2 separate regions of the Homo sapiens genome follow, and region 1 is linked to region 2. The links are chromatin loops, found by intact Hi-C in ENCODE. Cell type or tissue: IMR-90. All regions are shown on one strand. Links, peaks and the distances in the headings refer to the core of each region. The heading gives the core; the rest is flanking DNA. Region 1 has its middle 120 kb from the start of RALGAPA2. Region 2 overlaps KIZ (kizuna centrosomal protein).

Region 1 (5,380 bases), core at 180-5,179, 400 kb before region 2:
ATGCCTGTAATCTCAGCACTTTGGGAGGCTGAGGCAGGCAGACCACCTGAGGTCAGGAGTTCAAGGCCAGCCTGGCCAACCTGGTGAAACCCCGTCTTTACAAAAATACAAAAATTAGCCGGGCATGATAGCGGGTGCCTGTAATCCCAGCTACTCAGGAGGCTGAGGTGGGGGAATCATTTGAACCCAGGAGGTGGAGGTTGCAGTGAGCCGAGATTGCACCACTGCACTCCAGGCTGGGTGACAGAGCGAGACTCGGTCTCAAAAATAAATGAATAAAACAAACTAAAACAAAATAAAATTAAATTAACAAATTCCCAGTGCCCATCCAGTACCATTACGTCAAAATCTCTGGGGAGGGCAACCAACTCATCCCCATTTGTCCAGGTCTGCCTGGGACTTTCCTAGTTTTAGCACTGAAAGTCCCTCATCTCAGGACACCCCTCAGACCTGGATATTCTGGATCCAGCCATCAGAAGCTTTTAAAACTCCCCAGCGGGTTCCACCTGTGCAGTCCCGTTTGAGAAACTGTTCCTGGAGGGTTAGTTCATGCTGCCTGAATGTAAGAGTTGACTGGGGAGCTTTAAAAAGATATTGAATTTCCCCGGATCCCTTCTTCAGAGATTCTGACTTGCCTGGCCTGGAGCGGGGCCCAAGTATAAGTAGATGATAACAGCCCTCAGGTGATTCTCATTACAGACAGGGTTAGACCCTCGGACATAGGGAAAGAGCATCAAGTGGAAAGAAAAGTACCCACCAGATTATGGCCATGAAGAGAAGGAGGAGACTTCTAAAGGGTGGAGAGGTGGCCGGAGAAGCAAGAGGAAAGCAGGGGCCTTGGCCCTCGGCAGCCGAGGGGAGATACTGCTGGAAAGTCATAATCAAGGCTTGCAAAATGTGCATTGGATTGAGCTGTACCAACATAGGGCGCAGAAGATAGGAGGGCTGCAGTGTGAAGGGAAGGCAAGCAAACCAAGAGCCAGAGGCTGCTCTTTCTGAAAGCCACATGGCGAGGAGGGAAGAGGGATGAGGCTGTCCCTGGAGGAGTCGTCTTATGTCCACTTTTTTTTTTTCCTGCTTCTTTTCCTTTTCTCTTTGCTTGTTTATTTTTCGACGGCCACGCATTTCTTGTATTTTCAGGGGAAGAAAAAGTGTTAAAAATGACTCTCTTGATAAGCTCCAAACATTTAAAAGTTGGTGAATCTACCAAGGCAACTTCATTATTTCTGTTGAAGAGCAGAGAGCAGAGGAATAATTCCAACTGATTGGCACACACGACTGGTCGTAAGTCACATGTTACTCAGAGCCAGAGCCAGGAGTGAAATCTAGCATCCTGGAGCCACACGGCTCTCCTGCACGCCTCGCCTCCTCCCCAAAGGAGCTCTGAGGTTTGGACTGCAGGAGGTGGCCACTGCTGATGTCATGCTTATTTCGGAAACCAACGGTGGCCTATCTTAGTGCCAGAGGGGAAGGCTCTGGGTTCATTTGGCTGGGTTGCATAGGCATTATTCCATTAGCAATCACATCACTGGGGCCCAGAGAGTTAGGTGCAGCTGATGAAGAATGAGTTGTCCTTAAGATCTGATTGCTGATCATTTGACAGTGTGCCGTGCTTACTCCATTAAACCTCTTTTTATCCCCCACATGTTCTTTGTTTGCTAGAGAATATGGGAAGCTATGAGTTCACTGATAATTTCTTTTCTTTTCTCTTCTTTTCTTTTCTTTTTCTTTGAGACGGAGTCTTGCTCTGTCGCCAAGCTGGAGTGCAGTGGTGTGATCTTGGCTCACTGCAACCTCTGCCTCCTGGGTTCAAGTGATTCTCCCGCCTCAGCCTCCTGAGTAGCTGGGACTACAGGTGTGCACCACCATGCCCAGCTAATTTTTGTATTTTTAGTAGAGACAGGGTTTCACCATGTTTGCCAGGATGGTCTTGATCTCTTGACCTCGTGATCCGACCACCTCGGCCTCCCAAAGTGCTGGGATTACAGGCGTGAGCCACCGCGCCCGGCCTCTTTTTCTTAGAAGAGCAAATGCAGGGTTCTCCAAGCTGCCCTGTTTGTCTCAGAATAGATTATTAAGCTGGTTAGGGGTTTTACCTAAATGCATGCAACTGTACAACAGTTACCCACAGGGACTTTAAGTGTGGTTTTCTCGTTTTCCTTTTCTCTCCTCTTCTGTCTCCCCATCTTTCCTTATTTTCCTTTCCTTTATTTATAAAGAGGTCATGACAAAAGAGGACAATTGAGGCTAAAAGGGGAGGATAAGAATGATTAACCTTTGAAGGGCTTTGCAAGCTATGTATATAGCAGCTAAGTGAGCCACCCGGTTCTGCAACCCTCTGGAATGGCTTTTCAAACACACGTTGATAGTTCCCTGACTACCTGTATTCACCAATGTCCCTGAAGCAGTCCATGCTAATGATAAATCGCTGTTTCTCATGAACCTGTTGTCTGTCATCTAGGGACATTTTCGTGTTAAATATTTATTTGCATATTTAAAAAACCGCATAAGAGCCCATTAATTACCATGGCGCTCCTGAAGGATGATGCAGGGATGCTTCATCAACGGGGCTGTTAACCCTGTCCACAAACAAATACGTACCCATCAGATTTACCTGTTTAACTTAAACTATAATTACTGGGCAATCAGACGGCTGACAAGTGTAGGTACTAATTATCCAAATGAGACTCCGGCTGCCCAGAGGTACCTAGTTATGTTTAGCTCCTTAACTGTTACTTCGTTTCATATTCACAATCAACGCAAGTAACTTGTGTCCAATGAACTGGTTTATCAAGTGCTTTTCTTACTCTTATTGTAAATATTGAGAAGTGCTACTTTCACACGTGAAGCAACACTTCAATATACATGGATTTTAGAATGAAGTCTAAACGATCTACTGGATTTCCTGGAAGAAAATACAGCGAGTGCTTCACTTAGAGATGGCGAGGCCAGCAGATGGCGGTGTGGACCAGAAAATAAAAATCTCCCCTTCGCAGCGATCGGGCTTTTGGGGTAAGACAGGCCAGGTTTACTTACTAACCTTGAAGAGCTTTTGAATTTAAAGGCCTTTCAGTTGTCCATGCAGAAGGACTTCTGATAAGGGAATCAAGAGAGCCACGTCGTATGCTGGGTTCTTAGGTTTAGAAAGAGCCGCCCAGCGGAGCAGCGTGGTCGTCCTGCATTGCGCACGGGGTGAGAGACTGCAGTCACCCCGATGGCCTCTGAATTCCTAAACTTTGGACTTCGATGGCTCATGAGGACTCAACCAGCTCATTCTAGTTTCTAGTTCTCCCCCTCGCTGACAACCTCGCTGTTTTTTTGCTATACTCCAGAGACTTATGGGAACTTTATTGTAACCCAGTGGGGGGAAAAATCTTCAATTTAAAGGCAGTTTACATTAATTTTTTTATGTTCATCTTGAAATCTTGGTTTCTAGATGGTTTAAATTAAAATGAGGGTCATATGATTTTTAAAAACACATTCATCTTTGACTCCCTGTCCTTGGCAAAATGGCTACTTAGATGTAAGTAAAAGGCCAGGCTTGGTGGCTCATGCCTGTAATCCCAGCACTTTGGGAGGCTGACACGGGCGGATCACCTGAGGTCAGGAGTTAGAGACCAGCCTGGCCAACATCGCGAGACCACATCTCTACAAAAATACAAAAATTAGCTGGGCGTGGTGGCGCATGCCTGTAATCCCGGGTACTCAGGAGGCTGAGGCAGGAGAATCACTTGAACCCAGGAGGCAGAGGTTGCAGTGAGCTAAGATGGTGCCACTGCACTCCAGACTGCGCGACAGAGCAAGACTCCATCTTAAAAAAAAAAAAAAAAAAAAAAAAGAGAGAGATGTAAGTAAAAGACTATTGAGTCCTTTCAGGAAATGTCATAAGAATCCCATTTTAACAGCCATTCTGGTAGAAAGGCATAAACATATAATGGAAATAAAAGTGAAATGATAAGTTGGACATATCATATCATCCAGACTATCAATGTTAATTATTGTCCCTTAGCTTCAATTCACTTTAACTGGGAATAATATATATGAAAATACAAAGTACAAATTGTCTCCTCTCTTCTTCCTCTCTTAGGTCCATTTTCTGTTTCTTTCTCCCATTAACCCACTGAAAACAAGTAGTATTTAACCCAGGGTACTATAAATGTTACAGTTTTCAGATACTGTTGTTAAACTTGTTTAGCTCATAATCTTGAGTAAATGATAGAGCTTGCTTTTCTACAGACTGTCTCCGCCCCTGGATTAGTCAGATTCTCCAGATTGAAAAAAAAAAAAAAACAAACAGAATAGGATGCATGTATACAGAGAGATTTATTTTAAGGAATTGGCTTAACATCTTCAGGGTAGGTCACCAAGCTGGAGACCCAGGGAAGAGTCAAAGACTGTCTGCTGGCTGAATCCTTCCTGGTTGGAGAACCAGTCTTTTTTTCTTAAGTCCTTTAACTGATTGGATAAAGCCCACCCACATTTTGGAGGGTAATCTTTGTTACTCAAAGGCCACTGATCTAAATGTTAATTGAGTTTAAAAACACTTTCACAGAAATGTCTAGAATAGTGTTTAACCAAATACCTAGGTACCACGGCCCAGCCAAATTGACACATAAAATCAACCATCACAACTCCTAACTTTTCTCTTGAAAACATTTCCTGGATGCACAGATAGAGCTTGGGATGGGCAGACCCTTTCCATATTCTCTCACTTGCAGGCAAGAAATGTTAACAGCACAGGACACTGGGCTGGGAGGTGGGGACCCGAGCATTGGTCCTCTGCTGCTGACACTAGTGTGGCATTGGGGGACAAGGCCTCCAGGCAGTGGTTTCCTCCTGCCTTGGTGTGAGATCTGGAGAGAGCTGGACATTCTCCTACACAGGGCCATGACCCACTGAATGTCATGATGATAGGACAGGGATGACACAGGTTATTAGTTGGTCCAGAAGGTTCCAACTAAGTCAGCTCCAGGAAGACAGGGGGAGATGGGAGTGGGGGCTTTGGGGATTGAGGTAGAACTCCTCATTGTGGGTTGGGAGCTGCTATAGTTTGGATGCTTGTTCCCCCCAAACCTCATGTTGACATTTGATCCAATGTTGGAGGTGGAGCTTAGTGGGAGGCATTTGGGTCATGGCAGCAGATCCCTCATGAATTAATGTCCTATCTGGAACCAAGTGAGTGAGTTCTCACTCTATTAGTTCCCATGAGAGCTGGTTGTTAGAAAGAGCCTGGCACCTCCTCCTCTGTCTATTACTTCCTCTCTGCCTGTGATCTCTGCATACTGACTCCCTTTCACCTTTTAACATGAGTGGAAGCAGCTTGGGGCCCTCACCAGAAGCAGATGTTGGCTCCATGCTTCTTGCACAGCCTGCAGAACCA
Region 2 (5,380 bases), core at 179-5,178:
AGAGACCACACAATGGAGGTTGTCAGAAAAAGGGCAGAGAGAAAACATCAGGCCTTAAAAGAAATAAAGTGGCATGTTTCTTCTTTTTGTGATGGCTAATATATAAACTAGTAATTGCTGGATATTCATTTTTATTTTCCTCTTTTTTTTTAACCAAGTGTTTAGGCTAGGTTATTCTTTCCTTTTCTAATACTTTCTTGCTTATTTTCCATAAAGAACAAAATTTATCTTTTCACATTTGTCAAACTGTAGCACTCGCTTCTTGTAGGTTTTTTGAGCTGTGATAAGAGAGTTGTGTGCTGAATTTGTCATTAACATAAAATACTAATCACAGTAGCTTCAGGTCACTTAGAATTTATAGATGGGAATATAAGCCATCACCTGATGAAATACCCTACTCTTTTGCTTTGAGCTAAATATTGTTTAAAATGGCATAGCAACTTTCCTTTTGGAACAGCATTGCTCAGTAAAAAGGTGTCCTTCAGATGATTATATTACATTTGAATTAACTGCTTGTCTCTGATGAAATTTTAGAACAGGAACTTTACATTTCTAGTATAACATATAATGTTCCATAAGAGAAAATGATTTGAACCAGAAATGCTGAATTTTTTAAATGAAAAAAATCCTATTTTTATTCATATTTTATAAACAATACAATGTTTTTAGAACCTGGAGTATATTAAAATGAGATTGAATTTCTAAAATTATAAGTTTTAGAAACTTGACAAGTTAAGTTTTAGAGAAATAACTCATTTAATTTTCAGAAGTTATTATTTTTAATGCCTGAGTTTTCGTCCATATTTTTGAAGGAAGTGGGAGGTAAATGGGACAGGAAGAGTGTTAAAGTATTATGTTATTATGATTGTATTATAAATTCAAGTTCTAGGTCTCCTAAAAGAAAGTTTAAAAGACAGTAAATTCTACAGATAATTTTCAGGGCCGAATGTTACCATTTGGCTTAATAATATATAGAGGCACTAAAAAACTCACTTCTTCCTAAACAGTCTTTACGTAGGTTCTTTGGGAAATTTTTAAAGACATTGAGAAAGCAATTGGATTTTGTAAAACATTTCTCAGTCTAATAATTTCACATCTTGTCTATATTTTACTAAACTAAAATCAAGCATTTTCCTCCTTCAAATTGAGACAGAGGTATTTTGTTATTAGTATCGTTTCCGTATGAAATTAATTTCCTAATAAATTACAAGTAATCTCATCATCCCCTTTAAGAAAACAAAAAAAAAAACCACACAAAAAGGCCTTGAAGGAACTCTTGGTTCTAGGCACTTGATAATAATCCAGTGATGAAAAGGTCTGGGTCCAGAGTGCGTGGGTTTGGCGTGCTGTTTGTCACGGTTTGGTTCTTGTGCTGGGCTTGGTGTTGTTCATATGCCACCCTGGGCTTTGGAGAGCTCCAGTTTTGCTGTTTGTGCTGGATTCACTGAAATTTCTTAGAGGCTTACATTTAAGGATCCCACTTACTGCAGTCACTCCTTGTGCTTTATTGCTTTTACAAGTGGTCTCGAAACCCGGTACTTGAGAATAAACATAACAGTGCAGTGCTGCTGTAGCACTTTTAAAATTCTTCTTTGCTCTATTTTGTCAGTGAGCTGATGAGCAACCTCAAAAAAAGAAAAAAAAAAAACCCACTGGACCTAAAAAAAAAAAAAAAAAAAAATGGCTTCCTCTGATGTCCTAGAGACAATAATTATGATGTGCTAGTTAAGCCCAAACTACAGCTGAGGGATTTTACTTTAAAGCAGCGGCTTGGGCGCAAAAATGCATTTATAGCTCTTTGTCTGCACCTCATTATGTGTGGGCCTGATTCATTAAGTAATTGGTTTGCAGTTGTTTACATGAGTATTAAGGCCTTCTTTTCAGCCGCCTTTGAGAGATACATTGTGCAAATGTTGCCTGTGATGAATGCAGAATGAGGGCCAGAGGGTCCGTCCTATTGGCTAAACAGTGCACTCCTGTTGAAAAGCCAGAGAAAGGGATTGGGTGCTGCTTTGCATAGCAATGACTTTCTTAATAAGCGTTACAGATTAATACACACAAGCTATAAAAGATGCAAAGAGATACTCTTAGCACATTTATACATGCTCATTTCATTGTGATGGTGGTGGGGTTCGGGTGCTTTCATATTCCGTTTTTCAGAGCAGCAGCTTCAGTGCATGAGCCGTAATAGAATCCGATGTTTATTGTATTATAAATCACGGGCAAGTAGGCAGATTGGCAACAGTTTATTATTAAAGATTCTTTCAGTGTAAATCTTTTTCTACCATTGTATTTGCTTCAGCAAAATCATTTTGTGGTTGAGTGGGGATGAAAAGCATAATGTACGAAGGAGTGAGTCCTAATAGGAAGCCGTTCTCCAAGTAAAGACCACTTGTTCCCTTTTGTTCAGGGGTGCATGCCAGAGCTTCCTCTCCTCTGCAAACATTGTCTCGCTTTACCTTCCCCAGCAAGCGGTTTTCACTCTCCCGGATCCATTTGTTCAATGGAGAGTATATTTTAAAAGCCTGCCCTTAGCTTACTGGTTCCTGCCTTGTAACTTCAGCTTACTGGTTGGACCAGATAATGTTTTACCAAAAGGAAAGGGTGTGTGCTTGCAACATAATTGCCTGGGGGAAAGGTAGCAGAAGTCACCCCGCCACTGTACCCTGGCAGGGCCACCGTGGGTGGCATTCTGTGCCAGCCTTGCAGCCACCAGAGCGGCCAGTGGAGGGCGCCAGCCTGCAGCTGATGCTCTGATGGCGGTGGCATTTTCTGTCTTTGCCTGGTCACTGTGCCATTTTCCCCAGGATAACATAAAGATTATAAGGAACCAATAGTCCAGTGAAATAAAAATGAGTTTTTCCTGAAAGTCCTTTAGGTTCTTATATAAAAGCACTCTTCTCTGTCTTGGGTTTGGCACATCTCCATTCTTAAATTCCACTGAATTAGCAGCTTCCTAAATATGTCACGTTTCTTATCACAAGCCTACATACGTTGTTTTTTCTGCACAAAGCAAATAAGAACAATCGCTTGATTATTTGAAGAGAAAAAGTTAAGTTGACCTCAGGCAGCTGAAAGTGGCATCTTCTGTAGGAACCCCGATTAACCATCAGGGGGCGCTCAGACTTTGTTAAATTACTGGTAGGCCTTTAAAACCTAAAATTAGTGTTTACAGAGATTTGTTGGCATAGTCATTGGGATTTTTTTCTTTCTGGATTATTTTTTGCCTTCTGTTTTTCAGAAACATATGTCTGTTTTGAGGAACGTTCAAGCTGAAATTGCTCCTTTAGAAATTGTAATACTGATTTCCACTAGCAGTCAAAAATTATTACAAATTTTAGAATTTGGAGTCTAAAGACTATGTCTTATAATAAATTAGCTATTTTCAGCCTTCTAATAAGACTCCAGAACTGGAAGGATACTTCCTGCTGCCGGGAGCCATTCCTCCTTATCCTGGACATCATAGACAGTGCTCCTGGCAGGACCCTCTGAGTCTCATTGCCACACTCAATTGGTGAGGCCTCAGAGTCACAATAACTTGGGTATATTTGTTAATGGGCCATGGCTATTTTTTCTTTTTTTAAAAAAATGATATGACAGGCCAGGCGCAGTGGCTCATGCCTGTAATCCCAGCACTTTGGGAGGCCGAGGCAGGCAGATCACTTGAGGTCAGGAGTTCAAGACCAGCCTGGCCAACATGGTGAATATCCCTATCTTTACTAAAAATACAAAAAAAATTAGCCAGGTGTGGTGGTGTGCACCTGTAATCCCAGCTACTTGGGAGGATGAGGCAGGAGAATCGCATAAACCTGGGAGGCAGAACTTGCAGTGAGCTGAAATTGCACCAATGCACTCATCTGGGCAATGGAGCAAGACTCTGTTTAAAAAAAAAAAAAAAAAAATGATGGCTGGGTGCGGTGGCTCACACCTGTAATCCCAGTACTTTGGGAGGCCAAGGTGGGTGGACCGCCTGCAGTCAGGAGTTCGAGACCAGCATGGCCAACATGGCAAAACCCTATCTCTATTAAAAGTACAAAAATTAGCTAGACATGGTGGCAGGCGCCTATAATCCCAGCCACTCGGGAGGCTGAGGCAGGAGAATCGTTTGAACCCAGGAGGCAGAGGTTGCAGTGCATCGAGATCGTGCCACTACACTCCAGCCTGGGTGACAGAACAAAACTCCGTCTCAAAAAAAAAAAAAAAAAAAAATAGATATTGACCATGAAATCGAGTCAATGTGTTACTAACATTAGGTTTTCCCTCTGTTCTTTCCTCCAAATTCCACCCCCTGCTCCCGCCCTGGGCCAGGAATGAGTATCTGACACCCACCTCTGCTGCCACACACCTCTCAGGAGACCCTTGTTGCCTGCACCTCTGTCAAGCACGGGTAGTCTGCACACTGCACACCCTTCCCAGCCAGCTCCCCTTGTCCCCCTGCTGAAGAACAGTTAACAACCAGACCGCATGTCATGCCCGCGTATGACCCACTATTTCATGTCCCTGGATTTTATTGGAATGCTCTTGCCCCACTCTTTTACCTGGTTAAGGCCTTCTAGATTTTTCAAGGCTTAACCTTCTGAACGTTTCCTAAGCGGAGACCTGGCTGCACAGCATGCCCTTCCTGTGGTCCCCCTAGCTATTTCTGTTATCATCTGTAGTCAGGGCTAGAAGCCATTTCCCAGTACCCTCCCTCCCGCAGTGGGGCAGGCTTCGTTTCATTTATTTATTTATTTAGAGACAGGGTCTCGCTCTGTCACCCAGGCTGGAGTACAGTGACACGATCTCCGCTCACTGCAACCTTTGCCTCCCAGGCTCAAGCAACCCTCCCACCTCAGCCTCCCAAGTAGCTGAGACCACAGGCACATGCCACCATGCCTGGCTAATTTTTTGTGGTTTTGGTAGAGATGATGTTTCGCCATGTTGCCCAGGCTGGTCTTGAACTCCTGAGCTCAGGTGATCCACTCTCCTCGGCCTCCCAAAGTGCTGGGATTATAGGCGAGCCACCATGCCCAGCGGCAGGTTTCTTAATCACCAGTGCTGGATAGTCATTGTGCTTCCTGAGTGAGTAAGCATGGATATATAGCTCCACCATTCACTCTAGTTTGTTTTTTTTTTTTTTAAATAAAAGTCAGTTTGTACAAGTTCCCTCACTTCTGTATGGCATCATGTACTTGAGCTGCAGGGAATCATGCATTTCGTACAGTTATCTGCATAAGGGTGTGAGAGAGAGAGAGAGAGAGTGTGTGTGTGTGTGAGAGGGTGTGAGTGTGTGAGAGAGTGTGTGTGTGTGTGAATGTGTGTGTGGACACATACATTTTCAAAGGGAGACTGGTAATGACTGTGAATATGCCCTCTGCTCATGCATCCCCAGTTTCAGGAA

Evidence for each region. A loop is a pair of places that touch in the nucleus more often than their neighbours do. Peaks named below come from ENCODE experiments on the same cell type or tissue, not always from the same donor. Only the 100,000 strongest peaks of a DNase experiment are listed, where the experiment ranks them.
Region 1: a loop joins it to region 2, with 17 times the contacts of the local background. A loop is called at or near these places in 18 of 110 quality-filtered maps.

The regions. Positions count from the first base shown.
Region 1 is chr20:20,834,710-20,840,089 of GRCh38, forward strand. No RefSeq gene overlaps it. Among named protein-coding and RNA genes, the nearest start is that of RALGAPA2, 120 kb to the left of the region's middle. In IMR-90, for the core only: a CTCF peak has its summit at 2,949 (motif pointing right); no DNase peak of the experiment used is centred there.
Region 2 is chr20:21,233,114-21,238,493 of GRCh38, forward strand. All of the region lies in intron 11 of KIZ (kizuna centrosomal protein), which reads left to right. Among named protein-coding and RNA genes, the nearest start is that of KIZ-AS1, 18 kb to the left of the region's middle. RefSeq lists an enhancer at 1,039-3,481. In IMR-90, for the core only: CTCF peaks have their summits at 2,719 (motif pointing right) and 3,113 (motif pointing right); a DNase peak (open chromatin) is centred at 3,118.